Regions from separate parts of the Homo sapiens genome. Here region 1 is linked to region 2. A link is a contact called in ENCODE Hi-C or POLR2A ChIA-PET data. All regions are on one chromosome and are shown on one strand. The core of a region is the stretch at or near the end of the contact, and the rest is flanking DNA. Distances in the headings are between cores, read along the strand shown. Region 1 overlaps LOC105370124 (a long non-coding RNA gene). Region 2 has its middle 72 kb from the start of GTF3A.

Region 1 (7,056 bases), core at 22-2,521, 310 kb before region 2:
CAATCCTGCACAAATTAATACCTCCAGGTATTTTTACAAACAGGCTTCTGAACCCAGAGTGAGTCCTCACTTTTAATTCTTGTTTTCCTGACTTAGTAACTTTATCCAGCCCAGGTGTCACCATCATGGGTTCTTCTGTTCATTTGTCCATCAGACCCCCATGGAAAACATTGGCCCACCTGTGGATCTCAACAACGCTCCCTCCTGTCTCTCAAGGACACCCTCTTCTAAGGTCTTCACTGCTGGGGTCCTGACCTTCACACACACATTTGCCACAGGGCATTGTCATTGTCATCATCATCCTCCCTCCGTCCCTCCCAGATGCACGGGCTCCAGAAGCCCGGCAACTCCTCCCTGCTGCACCCTGGTCAGACAGGCAAGGGCGGGATCAGGTCGCAGGTGCTAAAGGCAAAGCCAAATGTTCATGATCCTGCAGACATTTTAGTTACAGCCTTCAAGGCCACAATGCCCCCTGGAACGAAACAGGTGACGGTCAAGGCCAAGTCCCTTCCTCTTGGGCATGCACATGAAAACTTGTGACACCTGCCTTTCATCCAAGCCCAGCTAAGGCTCACAGCACCCCGCTTTCTGGCACACTAGCAAGTTGTTTTGTAAGATGCAGATTTGGGCGGGGCCTATTGTTTGGACTCACAGTATGGGATCCATTTCTAAATGGCCTGATGATAGCAGAACCACAAAACCAAGAGTGAAGGGATCACTGGAAAGCGTCAATCACTCTAAGGGGGAAAAGGTTTTCCAGGCCTGAGAGTTGTGGCTGACTTGAATGAAGCTCCTGACATGACATAACGTGACCGTGGTGGGCAGAAAGGGGGACGGACAGGGAGACCCGGAGCACATGGAAAGGGTTGCCCTAGCAGCAAAACCCGGATCTGCCCATGTGGACTCCGTTCATGGGTGAGAAAGGACCCCCATGGGAGCAAAGGAGCACCCAGCCTGCCTGAAGGCACACCCCCTTTATGGGCCGTCAAACCAGATGCCAGATAACATGCAAACCATACAACCACTTCCTCTGCTCTGTCATTGTGATCATCTTCCTTTGGAGTCTGCTTTAAGAGAGAATATGCTGTTCAGGCCAATGCAAATACTTAGTCTGTGGGACAGCTATATTTTTCATGATAAATTACCAAGATGACACTCACTCTCAGCATGAATTACCTCGAGGGCTCTGATGAGATGCTTTCTGGACTGGGCAGTGCAAAAGCCAGACCCCAGACCTTTGTAACCCCCACCCCCAGGGTAAATACCTCTGCGAGACTTCATGAAGGCTGGCCAGCTAGTCCCAGCTGAGGATCCGCGGCAGTGCTGCTCAGCCCTGGCTGTGCACAACATCCGTGCGTAAGAGGATGTGGACACCCAGCCTCACCCCAGCCCAGTTAAAATCAGAGTCTTTAAGAAGTGAGCCGGAACAACAGCTTTTCTTAAAAGCTTCCCAGAAGATTCTAGTGAGCAGCAAAAGTCGAGAACCATGGGCTTAGTGTACCTAACTGATGGAGCCCTCAGATGCTGGAACCTATGTGAACAGTCTTCGGTTTTGTATTAGGCTAATAAGCACTTGTAACATTATTAGTTACCATATACTGAGGGCCTAATATGTGCTAAGCACTGTTATATACTTTCACATTCAGTATGTGAAGACATAAAAACAACTCTGTACAGTGGCTATTGTTACCCCATTTCAAAATGTTTTATTTTAAGAAAACAGGCTCAGAAAGATTAAGTAACTTGAAACAAAATTTGCACAGCTGATTAAGCAGAGAAACTAGTATCTAAATCCAGCCTCCGATTCCAAAAGTCTAAGCTTTTCCATTATGTGTGTTGTCTTTTAGCCTTTAATAATTGCAGAAACTATGAGTGAGATGTTGGGATCAGTACTACATCTTCCTAAACTTTCATCCGTAGGAAATCCGGATTGGGAAGCCTGCTCCTCCAGAGGCTATCAGCGTGTGGACACCTGCCTGTGCTTAAGAGGTCCAATCATTTATTATCGTAATCTAATTTTGTAGAACATCAAACTAGAGAATAATTTCGGGCTAAATTGCATTTGTGTTTTAATCAAGAGGCCGACGTTATTGATTATGTAATAAGGCATTCTCTCTGTTTATTTTCATCCTTAAGAAAACAATAACTTCTTCATTAAACTCACTCTGACCCTATTTTGGAGACTTATTGCTGTGCCTGAATCCGACAAGACTCATGCATAGAAAAGCAGAATTAGATGCATAAAATACCAAGAGAGAGAGAGAACCTCTAATTGCAAAAGTAACTCCTGAGGTACAAAGAATCTACGGCATCACCCCGAAAGCACTTGCGGGGAGAAGCCTCCTCTCCTCACACCCCCAAGTGGATGACCCTGTGACTGAGTCATTAGAGGGCTGGCCAAGCGAGCTCCTGATTCCATCACTGCTGGAGACTGAAGAGCTTGGCTGAATTATCCAGACACGCTTCGTGTGGAACCCTGTGAAAGTCCTACATTGCTTATGAAGTTACCATCCTGTTATAAACTGAAGAAGGAGCCCTCAGCAGTCAATGATGAACAGTGTTGAGGGAAGGTGTCATCTGTCATATCAGTGCAGTGAGAGTCCTCATAAAAACACAGCTGGACATTTTCCTCAGCTTTACAAATCATCTTTCCATTTTGGTGCTCTTGGGGTTCTCCTCCACTGAACCTTGAAATGCTATTCCCTAGGAGCAATTGAGAAATCCAATGTTTAGCACTGTTTTTTAAGTGTCATAGGAGGTTCATAAAGATGTGTTGAGTTAAAGAGATGGGGGAAGGAAGTGCTATAACCTCAGCACCTCGGTAGGGACTTTTTATACCTTCAGTGCATTCATCTTACATAAATCTCACAATTCCCAAACAAGGAAATTGAGCTCCAGAGGGTACACAGCTAATAAGTGATGTGGCCAATTTTCAATTCAGCTCTAACCTCAGCCTCATATGATTTCTCTGTACCACTTAAGAGTATCCCAAGAGAGGACCTCTTGTCTCTCCATAATGACAGGCCCAACCTTCGACCACTCCTCTCCCCGTGTAAGGTCTTGGGTTTGGCCCCTCCAGAGTCAATTTGACATTCAGCAAATATCCGTTCTGTTTTAGGGCACTGTGCCACATATCTCTGGGGCTGCCAGAGATATGCCCCAGTGTGGCCCGCCCTCAAGGAGGCTGAGCTCCATAGAGCAGCCCGGCTAGCCAAGCGCCAAGCCCAGCAGATCATGGGCGAGGGAAGAAAGCAACAGCTGCATCTCTGACATGACAGAGAGGCCTCGAAGTATGCATAGAACCTAAATACATGGAAACGAGGGCAGGGAAATGGCACGCTCTAAGGCTCGGCAAGCAGAAGAGCTTGGGCAGTCTGTGCAGGCTCTACACTCCGAGCCTGCGTTCTCCTGGGTCCAGATCCTAGCTTCACCACTTTGTTAACAAGTAAGTTAACCCCTCCACACCTCTATGGCCTCATCCATGAAATAAGAACCAATTCGGTCTAACTGCAAGGTGCAGGCCCTTTCCTCTATACCACTTACGAAAGCCTGGAGTTAAGGTGTACCCACAAGAGAGCGCACTGTTGTTGTGAGGGTAAGACGAGATCATTCACGTTCAGTGACAAGCCTGATTCCTGGCACTCAGAAAGCTCTCCATCAATATGCTATTATTTTGACTATTTGGGGGTACATCAAGCAGTCCAATTTGACCGGAGGATAGAACATGTGTAGAAGTAACTGCCCATCTCCAGCACGTAGCATGTCACTTGGTACATGTTGGGCGCTCGCTGTAACACAGTCACTTAACCTCTGGAGGAAGGGTTAAGTGAGACGATGCACTCGAAAGCATCTGGTATGATGCCTGGCACGTGGCGGGTGGTCAGTAAATGCTCTGTGAATCTGAGTTCCTCTAGGGTCAACCCCAAGCCTTCTAGTCTTTTGGAAGCAAGACAGTACAAGTTTAGTGTTTCCCAAACTGGAATCTAACAAACATGTATATTCCCTGGGATGCTACTAGTGTTCCATAGCAATAACAACAAAAATCAGTGCCTAAATATACTCCCTTCCAAAACATAATACCAGTAATCCAAGAAAACACTCAACATGCCTACATAGTCATCCTTATTACTTTTCAATAAAGTGAGTTAAGACATGAAAAATCATAGCAGATAAAATAGTATGGTCCCAAGAACAGAATCAGACAGACCGATAAAACTGAAGAGAGGGCTGGGTGCGGTGGCTCACGCCTGTAATCCCAGCACTTTGGGAGGCCGAGGCGGGCAGATCACCTGAGGTTGGGAGTTCAAGACCAGCCTGACCAACATGGAGAAACCCCATCTCTACTAAAAAAAAATACAAAATTAGCCGGGCATGGTGGCACGTGCCTGTAATCTCAGCTACTCAGGAGGCTGAGGCAGGAGAATCACTTGAACCCAGGAGGCAAAGGTTGCGGTGAGCTGAGATCACACCATTGCACTCCAGCCTGAGCAACAAGAGCAAAACTCCATCTAAAAAAAAAATAAAAACAAACAAAACAAACAAACTGAAGAGAGGGCCCCGTCGTTACAAATCATATGGGATTTCAGTACATGACAGAGATAGCATTTCACACCAGTGGGGGAGAGGTTTTATTTGATGAATGACATTGGAACAACTGGCTAGCTGTTTGATTTCCTCTTTCACTCCTTTCATCAAATTTTCTGTGAGGTGCACACAAAACAGATGTAATAATTTTTAAGTCACTTAAAAAACAAACCCAATGACTATTCAATTTTGCATTCAACAAAAAACTCGCGATGTTGAAGTCATAGAAGTAAAGCGACTCGTGTTTGGGATTCCCACTGAAGCAGCCCCCGCCTCATTCTCCACCTCCAACTCATTCCCACTTCAGGACTTCTCCACCTCCAACTCATTCCCACTTCAGGACTTCTCCACCTCCAACTCATTCCCACTTCAGGACTTCTCCACCTCCAACTCATTCCCACTTCAGGACTTCTCCACCTCCAACTCATTCCCACTTCAGGGCTTGTGCACTTGCACCCCTGTGCCCAGGACAATCCCCGCCTAGCTCCTGCACGCTCACGCTTTCTCATTCTGCAAGTCCCACCCAAGGGTTGCCTCTTCAGAGAGGCCTTCCCTGGTCACCCAGTCTATAGCAGGCCTCCCCAGCATGGCCATCCTAGCACGTGGCCTTGTTCATTCCCTTCATACCTACCACGCCACCTAGTAAATTCATCATTTGCCCCAGTAGGTCAGTTCCATGAGGGCAGGTGTCTCATTCCCTTCCTTATTGCCTGCAATAATGCTGAGCACAAATTAGGTGCCCAATAAATATTTATTCAATGAATCAATGAATTAATGGCCTTCTTATTTTAAATATCTGCCCTGAACGTGACACTCTTTTTCAAGGAAGCTGACATTTTTTTTCTTTTAACCACAATAGAAGGCTCACGGATAATTCTGTTTTATTTTCAAATATCTACCCACCTGTGCTTGGTTTCTATCTTTTTTTTTTTTTTTTTTTTTGAGACGAAGTCTAGCTCTGTCGCCCAGGCTGGAGTGCAGTGGTGCGATCTTGGCTCACTGCAACCTCCGCCTCCCAGGTTCAAACAATTCTCCTGCTTCAGCCTCCCAAGTAGCTGGGATTACAGGCACCCGCCACTACGCCTGGCTAATTTTTGTATTTTTCATAGACATGGGGTTTCACTGTGTTGTCCAGGCTGGTCTCAAACTCCTGACCTCGCGATTTGCCCACCTCAGCCTCCCAAAGTGCTGAGATTACAAGCGTGAGCCACCACACCCGGCCATTTATATCTTAAGTTAAAAAAATTTTGCTGGAGCACTACATTCATGTCTCTTTGGAAATGCACTGATTTGTAACTTCAGCAACTAATATGTTGGCTGATTCTATTTAATACTTCGACACCAAAAGATGACAGAGATTGCTTCCAAACCGCACTTTCTTTACTGACTCTCATGTATCCCTAACCTGCCAGTCCCACATTCAGGAGTTCATGGTGAAAGCCACAGGCAAGGGAGCCTCCCAACCAGTGTTCTGTCTAGAAAAGTTGCAGTGCTCATGTGTGCATGCGTGCACGTGTGTGTGTGTATTGCTTACTATATGCAAGGTAATGCACCCTCTCCCTGCTTCTATTTTCTGTGCCCATTGCAGCATCAGACCCAGGGACACTTACCTGCAGGTAGAATAATGGCATATGACCGTGAAACATCCTTACACAATGTGACCAAGGCCAGCATCTAAACCTGCTCCCAACACCTTTGACTGGTGGCACCTCCACAGCCTGGAATCCCTTCCCCGGTCTTTACTTCTTTCCTCAGTGCATTCTGTCCTGGCCCTTTTTATAACAGATATGCCCGAAAAGCTTTTACTAAATAAATATCCTCACGTGCTCTTTAGATCACAGGTCTCCTCCACGAGGTCCACTAGAGAAGAAATGTGGCACTGAGTGTGGCAGCAGCAATCTTTCTTCCAGGCCACCTGTTCTTGCAGTGACCCTGACATCCCTTCCACCATGTCATGGCATACTTGTCCTTGGGTCTGGGCAGACCTTTGGGGCTGCCTTGACCAACCTACTGTGACAGATGTACTGCTATGTGACTTTGGAGGGGAGATCATAAAAGTGCCTTGCGCTTCTGCCTTGCTCATGCAGGATTCCAGCCGCCATACTGTGAGGAAGCCCAAGTTATCCCATGTGGACAGATCACATGGAGAGGTATGTGTGAGACCACAGGCATAGGTAGTCTAGCCAACAGCTCAGACGAGATCCCAGCTGACAACCCACATCAACCTTCAGATGACCTGGACCCTAGCTATCGGGCTGTTCCCAGCCTTCGAGTCTTCTTACTTGGGGCCATGGATATTGAGGAGCGGAGACAAGCTGTTCCTGCTGTGTCCTGAACCAGAAAATTTATGAACATAGTAAAATGGTTATCATACACCATTAAATTTTAGTTTTTTAGGCAGCAATATTATGTGGAAAAATGATTTCAGTTCACAATCCCAGTTCCTAATTTCAAGATGCAGTCTAGATGTCC
Region 2 (7,497 bases), core at 2,731-5,230:
AAAAAGCTAAAACAAAAAAACAATTCGCCAGATGTGGTAGCATGCACCCATAGTCCCAGCTACTTGGGAGGCTGAGGTGGGAGGATCACTTGAACCCAAGAGTTGGAGGTTGTAGTGAGCCGTGATGGTACCACCGCACTCCAGCTTGGGTGACAGAACAAGACCCTATCTCTAAACAACAACAAAAATTACAAACAGGCCAGGTGTGGTAGCTCACGCTTGTAATCTCAACACTTTGGGAGGCCAAGGTGGGAGGATCCCTTGAGCCCAGGAGTTCAAGACCAGCCTGGCCAACATAGCTTCTCAGGAATGCTGGATTGCTTGGTCACAAGTAACCGGCACTGAAAATTCTGAAAAATAAGGCTGAGTCAGTGTTGGCTCCTAGCTGCTTGAAGTTCTTATCTAGGGAAAAGCTACTGCAGTAATTATTTTCAAGAAGCAGAAGGGAAAAAGGAAATGAATAATTAGGAGGAATTGAAGAGATGCAATTTTCTCTTTGCTCAAAGCTGGCGGATCAAGATGCCTCTTTACTGAGAGGATTTTCTTCCTGTTTAATTTGCTTTTCTACTCCTCCTGAGTGAGTAGAAAAGAGAAGTTATTAGGGGATGGGAAAAATAAACAGGGGAACAAGAGCGAAAAGAGGAAAAGAATGAAATCATGTTTCTATAGAAAAGGCAAGTTACTGCTATTCTATCAGAAAAATAAAATGGAAAGAAATCACCAAAATCAACATGTAAATTTTGAGGAATGGGTGAAGATAGATTCATAATCCTTTTGGGAACCCCAGTGTCACAAGGGAAGCGTGTCTGTGCCTGTGCCTCAGTGAGAGCCCAGTCTCCTAGGTCCCCAGAGTGTGGCCTTCTCCCTCTGTCTCCATGCACTTCTCCTAATCTGAGCGTAGGACCAGTTAGCAAACAATTGCAATCCACTCCTCTTTGGCTTAAAGCTCATAAGTAGTTCCCTTTCACTGCCTTCCCTGGCCAGGCACTGGCTGGGCACCTTCCATTTGTCTAAGTGCCAGCTCGAGCCTCCACAGCACGGAGGGCTTCCAGGCTGGCCTGCAGGAGTACTGAAGCACCCTGCATAGACTCTCTTTGTGGGAGACACTGGAGAAAGGGCTCCCTAAAGGAAAGAGAGCTGTTGAAGTTTGGTGCCAGGGCTCAGAGCTTCTGCGAAGCTGACCTAGGGGGTGCCTGGTACTGAAGACAGAGCACTCCATGCTCCCTATCAGGGCACTTAGACGTTGGGTTGTAACCGTCCCCTCCTAGCCTGTGAGCTCAAGTCCCTCACTGTGCTCACTGCTGTACCCCTGGCATGAAGCACAAAGCCTCAAAGAGTGGGTGCTGAACACGCATGGGCTGGACAAGTGGATGAATGGGCTGGGTGACAGAAGAGGCAGCATTCTAAGAGCTGCTGGGCTGGACAAGCGGATGAATGTGCTGGGTGACGGAAGAGGCAGCGTTCTAAGAGCCGCTGGTGTATCTAGAGTTTGTTCCTTCTGGTGGGTTCTTGGTCTCGGTGACTTCAAGAATGAAGCCATGAACCCTTCGCGGTGAGTGTTAAACCCTTAAAGGTGGTACAAACCCAGAATAAGCAGCAGCAAGATTTATTGTGAAGAGCAAAAGAACAAAGACTTCACAGCCTGAAACGGAACTGGAGCAGTTTGCAATGCTGGCTGCGGTGGCCAGCTTTTATTCCCTTATTTGTCCCCGCCCACATCCTGCTGATTGGTCCATTTTACAGAGTGCTGATTGGTCCATTTTACAGAGTGCTGATTGGTGCATTTACAATCTTCTAGCTAGACACAGAGCGCTGATTGGTGCGTTTTTACAGAGTGCTGATTGGTGCATTTACAATCCTTTAGCTAGACACAGAGCACTGATTGGTGCATTTACAATCCTCTACTAGACAGAAAAGTTCTCCAAGTACCCACTAGACCCAGGAAGTCCAGGTGGCTTCACCTCTCACTGGCACCTTTGTCACTCTACTGCCATCCTGAACCCAGCCTGAGCAGGGGAGGGCACAATGATATGGCCAATGGGAATGGAAAGAACAGCTCCTGGGGGGTCAGCAGGTTCCACAGTGTGGGAGGTGGCACCCATGTCCTCAACAGCACTGGATCTTTGGGTTTCTCCCATGGCTTCAGTTTTGTGAACCCCGGAGGCTTTGGGCAAGTATTACTGGCCTTGTCTTCCCATCCCACAAAAGTAAGCTGGGCAGAAGGGGAGGAAATAGCAAACCCTGGGCCAAAGCTGGGGTGCTGTTCATGAGGATGTGAGGGTCCCTGCCAGGGGATGACCAGCGACTGGAGAAGAATTTGATGAGGAAAGAAGGCCCACATTGACCAATAAGGAAATGCTGAGAGTTATTGTTCTGGGGAGCTTCAAATAAAGTCCAGTGGGGGCATGGCCTGGGAACACAGTTCAAACATAATAATATCTGATTTCTTTGTTTCTTTCTTTCTCTCTCTCTTTCTTTTCCTTCCTTCCTTCCTTCCTTCCTTCCTTCCTTCCTTCCTTCCTTCCTTCCTTCTTTTCTTCCTTCCCTCCTTCTCTTTCTTTTTTTTTTGAGACAGGGTATTGCTCTGTCTCTCCCAGGCTAGAGTGCAGTGGCATAACCACAACTCATTGAACTCATTTCAGCCCCCACCTCCTGGGCTCAATCAATCCTCCCACCTCAGCCTCCGAAGTAGCTGGGACTAGGGGCAAAAGCCACCATGTAGGGCTAATTTTTTATAGTTTTTGTAGATACAGGGTCTCTCTATGTTGCCCAGGCTGGTCTCAAACTCCTGACCTCAAGTGATCATCCTGCCTTGGCCTCCCAAAGTGTTGGAATTATAGGCATGAGCCACTGTGCCTGGCAATTATCTCTAATTTGTAAAACCACCTTGCAAGGTAGGTGCCCTTTGTCACCCTCAATTTGCTATGAGGAACTGAAGTCTGAGAAGCTCGGGTTGCTTGCCCTGGTCGCAAGGCTGGTGAGCGGGGAGCTGAGCCTCACGCACAGGCTGCCTCTCCGTGATGGAGGCAGCCATACCCATGGAGGTCACGCCCTGGAACAGAAACCCAGCCTTGCCCAGTCCATGACATTTGTTTTGTGAAAGCAGATGCTGTGGCATTGCCCTGGCATTGCATCCTTTGGGCAAAGTCTCAGTCAAAGGAGAGAACGTTGTAGTAAAGAAAGCAAGACAGAGCTTTCAACTCTCAGGCCTGGAAAAGCCTGCGCCAGGTTCCTCCTGTGCATAGAAACAGGGAGGCAAAGGAATGAGTTGAGTAATAAGCTCAAGGCTTCAGGTATTACAAACAGAAGCAATAAAATTGACGCTTGGCTGAGTTATCAGGAGGCAAAGAGGCAAAAATCCAATTTAAAAGATTATGCCAAATGGAATAAATCCAAAGTAATGGGATTGCTGAGCCTTAGCTGCCATAAAGGGAAACCATAGCATGTCTTGGTTTACAAAAAAAATAATACGGAGGATAAACACAAGCTGATTTAGTGTTTGGACTTAGTGTTTGGGGAAATCGTTACTATTTTTCCAGAGAGGGCTATAGTCAAGGACTGTGCCTGCAGTGCAATGCATTCAATAAATATTTACGGAGAGTCCTCAGGCCTCAAGTGTTCTCGATGCACCCGAGCCAGTGGCGTGCTGTGTGTGCGTCTGGGGGTGCTGTGTGTGCGTCTGGGGGTGCTGTGTGTGTGTGTCTGGGGTGCTGTGTGTGTCTGGGGGTGCTGTGTGTGCGTCTGGGGTGCTGTATGTGTCTGGGGGTGCTGTGTGTGCATCTGGGACCGGGCGCCACTCTTCTTCATATGGTGCTGCCTGAAACCCCACATCAGGTTTGTGGGATTTAGGAGGACTGGGGTGAACGAGATGTCTCTCATGGGAAGATGTGGATTTGGGAGGCACCACCCCAGCAGAGAGGTCTTTCGTGCCCTTAGAGGGGCCTTCAGCTGGAGGGAGGAAAGCTGGAGTCACTGCAAGAGAATCTCAAACACCATGACTCACGTTTGATTATACTAAAAGAGAAACTGCTTTGCAGGTCTGCTTAAAGATCTCATTGTGTTCCGCATAAGCAGTTTCGTTCTGAGGTGACCGAGATTTTGTAAGGCACAGTTCTTTTCAGTCATTAGTCTGCAGCACCCAGGATAGCCTCATCTCAGCTGTGGAACAGAGACCAAATGTTCAGACGCAGGCACCAGAAAGGGTGGTTCAGAAACGAGGTAAGAACAGCTCTGGCTCTGAGCGCTGTGAAGCACTCTGCTAAGCGCTTTATGCACTGTCTTTGTGTAGCTACTAAAAGTACCTCATCTGACAGATTCGAAGGCTGAAGCTCAGACAGATTCAGTAACTTGCCCAAGGCCACACAGCCAATGATTAGCAGAGCAGGGATAGCAGTACTTGACCCCTCTGCTGTCTGGTCTCTCCTAAAGGGGGAGACTTTAAAGCTAGATAATCGGGGGAACAATTCAGCGAAACAAGTAGGGGTTTGTGCTAGTAAAGGCCACATCCAATTCTGGAGTTTTCTTCTCCTTTGTTTTCTGCTTATTCAGAGAAGAAGATAGTACAGACCTGACTGCAATTTCCCCACGCTCAAACAGTGTCTGTTACACACAACAAAAGCCTCAGTCTATGCAGATCAGGATCACTGACAGAGAATGTCCAGATGTGTGACAAGACAGAGACACAACCATAAAAGTGACATAGTGTCTCAGTAATGGTTTATATAAGAAGCACAGAGGATATCATGTACAAAGAGGGATTTCTATTTGTCTCTTAAAACAAAAAAATTAGTAGTCCAGAGGAAGGAGACTCCCATGCCCTGTGACCCTGGTTGATAAAAAGAGCCGGTTGAATCAAGGTGCATGGGCAGATCTTGGTCCTGCTCAGAGCAGCCCTCCAGGCTGCTGCGCCCCACAGCCAGGCAAGCATTCTGCCCACTCACTGCTGCCGTCTCCCCGGCACCAGAAAGAACCAGCACAAAGAACTTTCCAACTTTTTGAGGATGGGCAGATAGGGAAAAGGAGTATCCCTTATGCTCTCCACTCCTTTTCCCTAACATCCTCATATCACTCTCCTCGGAGTTGTCACCATGAAATTCATTCATTCATTCCTTCATGCTTTGATTTGTTCCTTCCTGCATCCAGCCCCTGTCTATTCATGACTCAACATTCATGCAGCATTTAGTCTGTCAGATGCCATGCTCAGCCCTAGAGTTATAAAAATGAATAAAATGCAATGAGAGAGCATCTTACACCAGTCAGAATGGCTATTATTAAAAAGTAAAAAAACAACAGATGTTGGTGAAGATGTGGAGAAAGGGAACCCTGCTGGTGGGAACGTAAATTAGTTCATTCACTGTGGAAAACAGTATGGCAATTGCTCAAAGAACTAAAAATAGAGCTACCGTTCCACCCAGCAGTCCCACTACCGGGCATCTGCCCAAAGGAAAATAACTCATTATATCAAAAACATATCTGCACTCATATGTTTATTCCAGCACTATTCACAATAGCAAAGATAGGGAATCAACCTAAGTGTTCATCAACGGGGCATTATTTTAAAAATGTGGTATATATACATCATGGAATGCTACTTGCCCTTAAAAAAATAAAATTAAGGCTGGGCACAGTGGCTCACACCTGTAATCCCAGCACTTTGGGAGGCTGAGGCAGGAGGATCACTTGAGGTCAGGAGTTCCAGACCAGCCTGGCCAACATGGTGGAACCCCGTCTCTATTAAAAGTACAAAAATTAGCCGGGCATGGTGGGCGCCTGTAATCCCAGCTACTTCGGAGGCTGAGGCAGGTGAATCGCATGAACCTGGGAGGTGGAGGTTGCAGTGAGCCGAGATCACACCACTGCACTCCAGCCAGGGCAACAGAGTGAGACTTTGTCTCAGAATAAATAAATAAATAAATAAATAAATAAATAAATAAATAAATAAATAAATAAATAAAATAATGTCTTTTGTAGCAACAGTGATGGAACTGGAGGCCATTATCCTAAGTGAAATGACTCAGAAAGTTAAATACTGCATATTGTCACTTACAAGTGGGAGCTATACAATGGATACCTATGGACAAGCAGAGTGGAAAAATAGACAGGAAATGCCAAAAGGTGGGGAAGTGGGAGTGGGGTGAGGGTTGAAAAAATTACCTATTGAGTACAGTGTTCACTGTTCGGGTGATGGGTGCACTCAAAGCCCAGACTTCACCACAGCGAACTATGTGCCTGTAAGAAGCCTGCACTTGTATCCCCTAAATATTTACAAATGAAAATTTAAAACTGAATAAAACACAATCCCAGTCCTCAAGCTACTAATTGTCTAGAAATGAGATTGACGCATTAAAGGGTCTATGGAGGCTCCCTGCCTAGGGGCTGGGCTGGGCTGGCAGGGCCCTGGGAGGACTTCAGGGAAGAGAAACTTCAGCTGGATCTAAAAGGGAAATGGGAGCTGCCCCAGGTGGAGGACTGCAGGGCAGGAAGGCAGTTTTCAGTCTGAGGGAGCAGCCAGTGTAAACTGCACAGACAAGAAATCTCAGGCCCTTGGGTGGTCCAGTAATCCTCTGGCAACCCCGTGCTTCCAGATCGCCCCACTGCTGATCAAGCCAAAATCTACCATGGGATTATTCTTCTTCCAGACCGGTTCCCACCATGTCACTCTTCTGTTCCAACCTTTCGTGGCTTGAGATAAAAACCCCAATGTTTTGATTGGTGCCCAGGCACTGTGCAACCTGATCCCCACCTACTGCTGGGCAGATTTCTGCTACTACCCTTTAACCAGCACAAGCCTCTGAAAACTCTCAGCCAGGGATTGGAAACTGAAAGCCTCGGAACTCCAGGCGCTGGAAAGGTGGGAGGTGCAGAGTGGATGACAGCAGGACACATATGACAGCAGACTGCTGAGCTGCTCTGTGTGAGGACGCAGGGCTGTCCTGGAGCCTGTCCTAGGTTTGGTCCTGCTCCCAGGCCTTTGTCCAGCGCGCACCTGACATGGCCTCCTCTCCTATCCATTTCCTTTCCTCTCTTCCACATTTGCCTCCCATGGAGACTTCCTAAAATACTTCTGGAAACAAACGCTCTCCTCCTTTCACACTAAAAAACAAATCTGTCTAAAACCAGGTTTATCTTCCTTTTTGAAACTAGCTCCTTCTCGGTTTTTCTGTCTCTGGGCATGGTCCTGCTATTCTTCCAGTCACTGAGGTCTAAAAACACACATTCCTCCTGTCTTGCCATCACCCTCAAACCCTGTATGTGCAAAGCATAAAACTGCAGGCCATAGTAGTTGGAAGGGACTTTGGATATTGTCTAATTTACTGGCCACAAATCCAGGCATCTCCTTTAGAGCAACCTTTATAGCAATCAGATCTCTGACCAATGATCTTCCAGATTATTTTTCATTCTTCTCTAATTGCTTAAAAATTATTTATATTGAATGAAAATCTGCCTCCCTGGGCCCCTTTTGAAGTCTTCCTCTCCAGCCACACAGAGTGAGTCTCA

Evidence for each region. Hi-C counts contacts between places; a loop is a spot of excess contacts on that map. ChIA-PET counts read pairs that join two places held with the same protein, here RNA polymerase II (POLR2A). Pooled maps may share reads with other maps.
Region 1: a pooled map shows a loop between it and region 2 (2.1-fold over the local background). The contact joins two enhancer-like sites. A Hi-C loop is called at or near these places in 1 of 168 maps with a recorded cell type or tissue (dorsolateral prefrontal cortex) and 4 of 50 pooled maps. POLR2A ChIA-PET finds 5 or more read pairs at or near these places in 3 of 52 experiments (activated T-cell, naive thymus-derived CD4-positive, alpha-beta T cell and naive thymus-derived CD8-positive, alpha-beta T cell).

Annotation. Positions count from the first base shown.
Region 1 is chr13:27,044,065-27,051,120 of GRCh38, forward strand. LOC105370124 (a long non-coding RNA gene) reads right to left here. Exons shown (of 2, transcript XR_941767.3): 2 at 1,682-2,703. Among named protein-coding and RNA genes, the nearest start is that of USP12-AS1, 78 kb to the right of the region's middle. Within about 2 kb of position 1,272, at least 3 of the 41 ENCODE cell types and tissues checked have a DNase peak (open chromatin) inside an H3K27ac peak, as active enhancers do.
Region 2 is chr13:27,349,276-27,356,772 of GRCh38, forward strand. No RefSeq gene overlaps it. Among named protein-coding and RNA genes, the nearest start is that of GTF3A, 72 kb to the right of the region's middle. RefSeq lists an enhancer at 3,892-3,961. Within about 2 kb of position 3,981, at least 3 of the 41 ENCODE cell types and tissues checked have a DNase peak (open chromatin) inside an H3K27ac peak, as active enhancers do.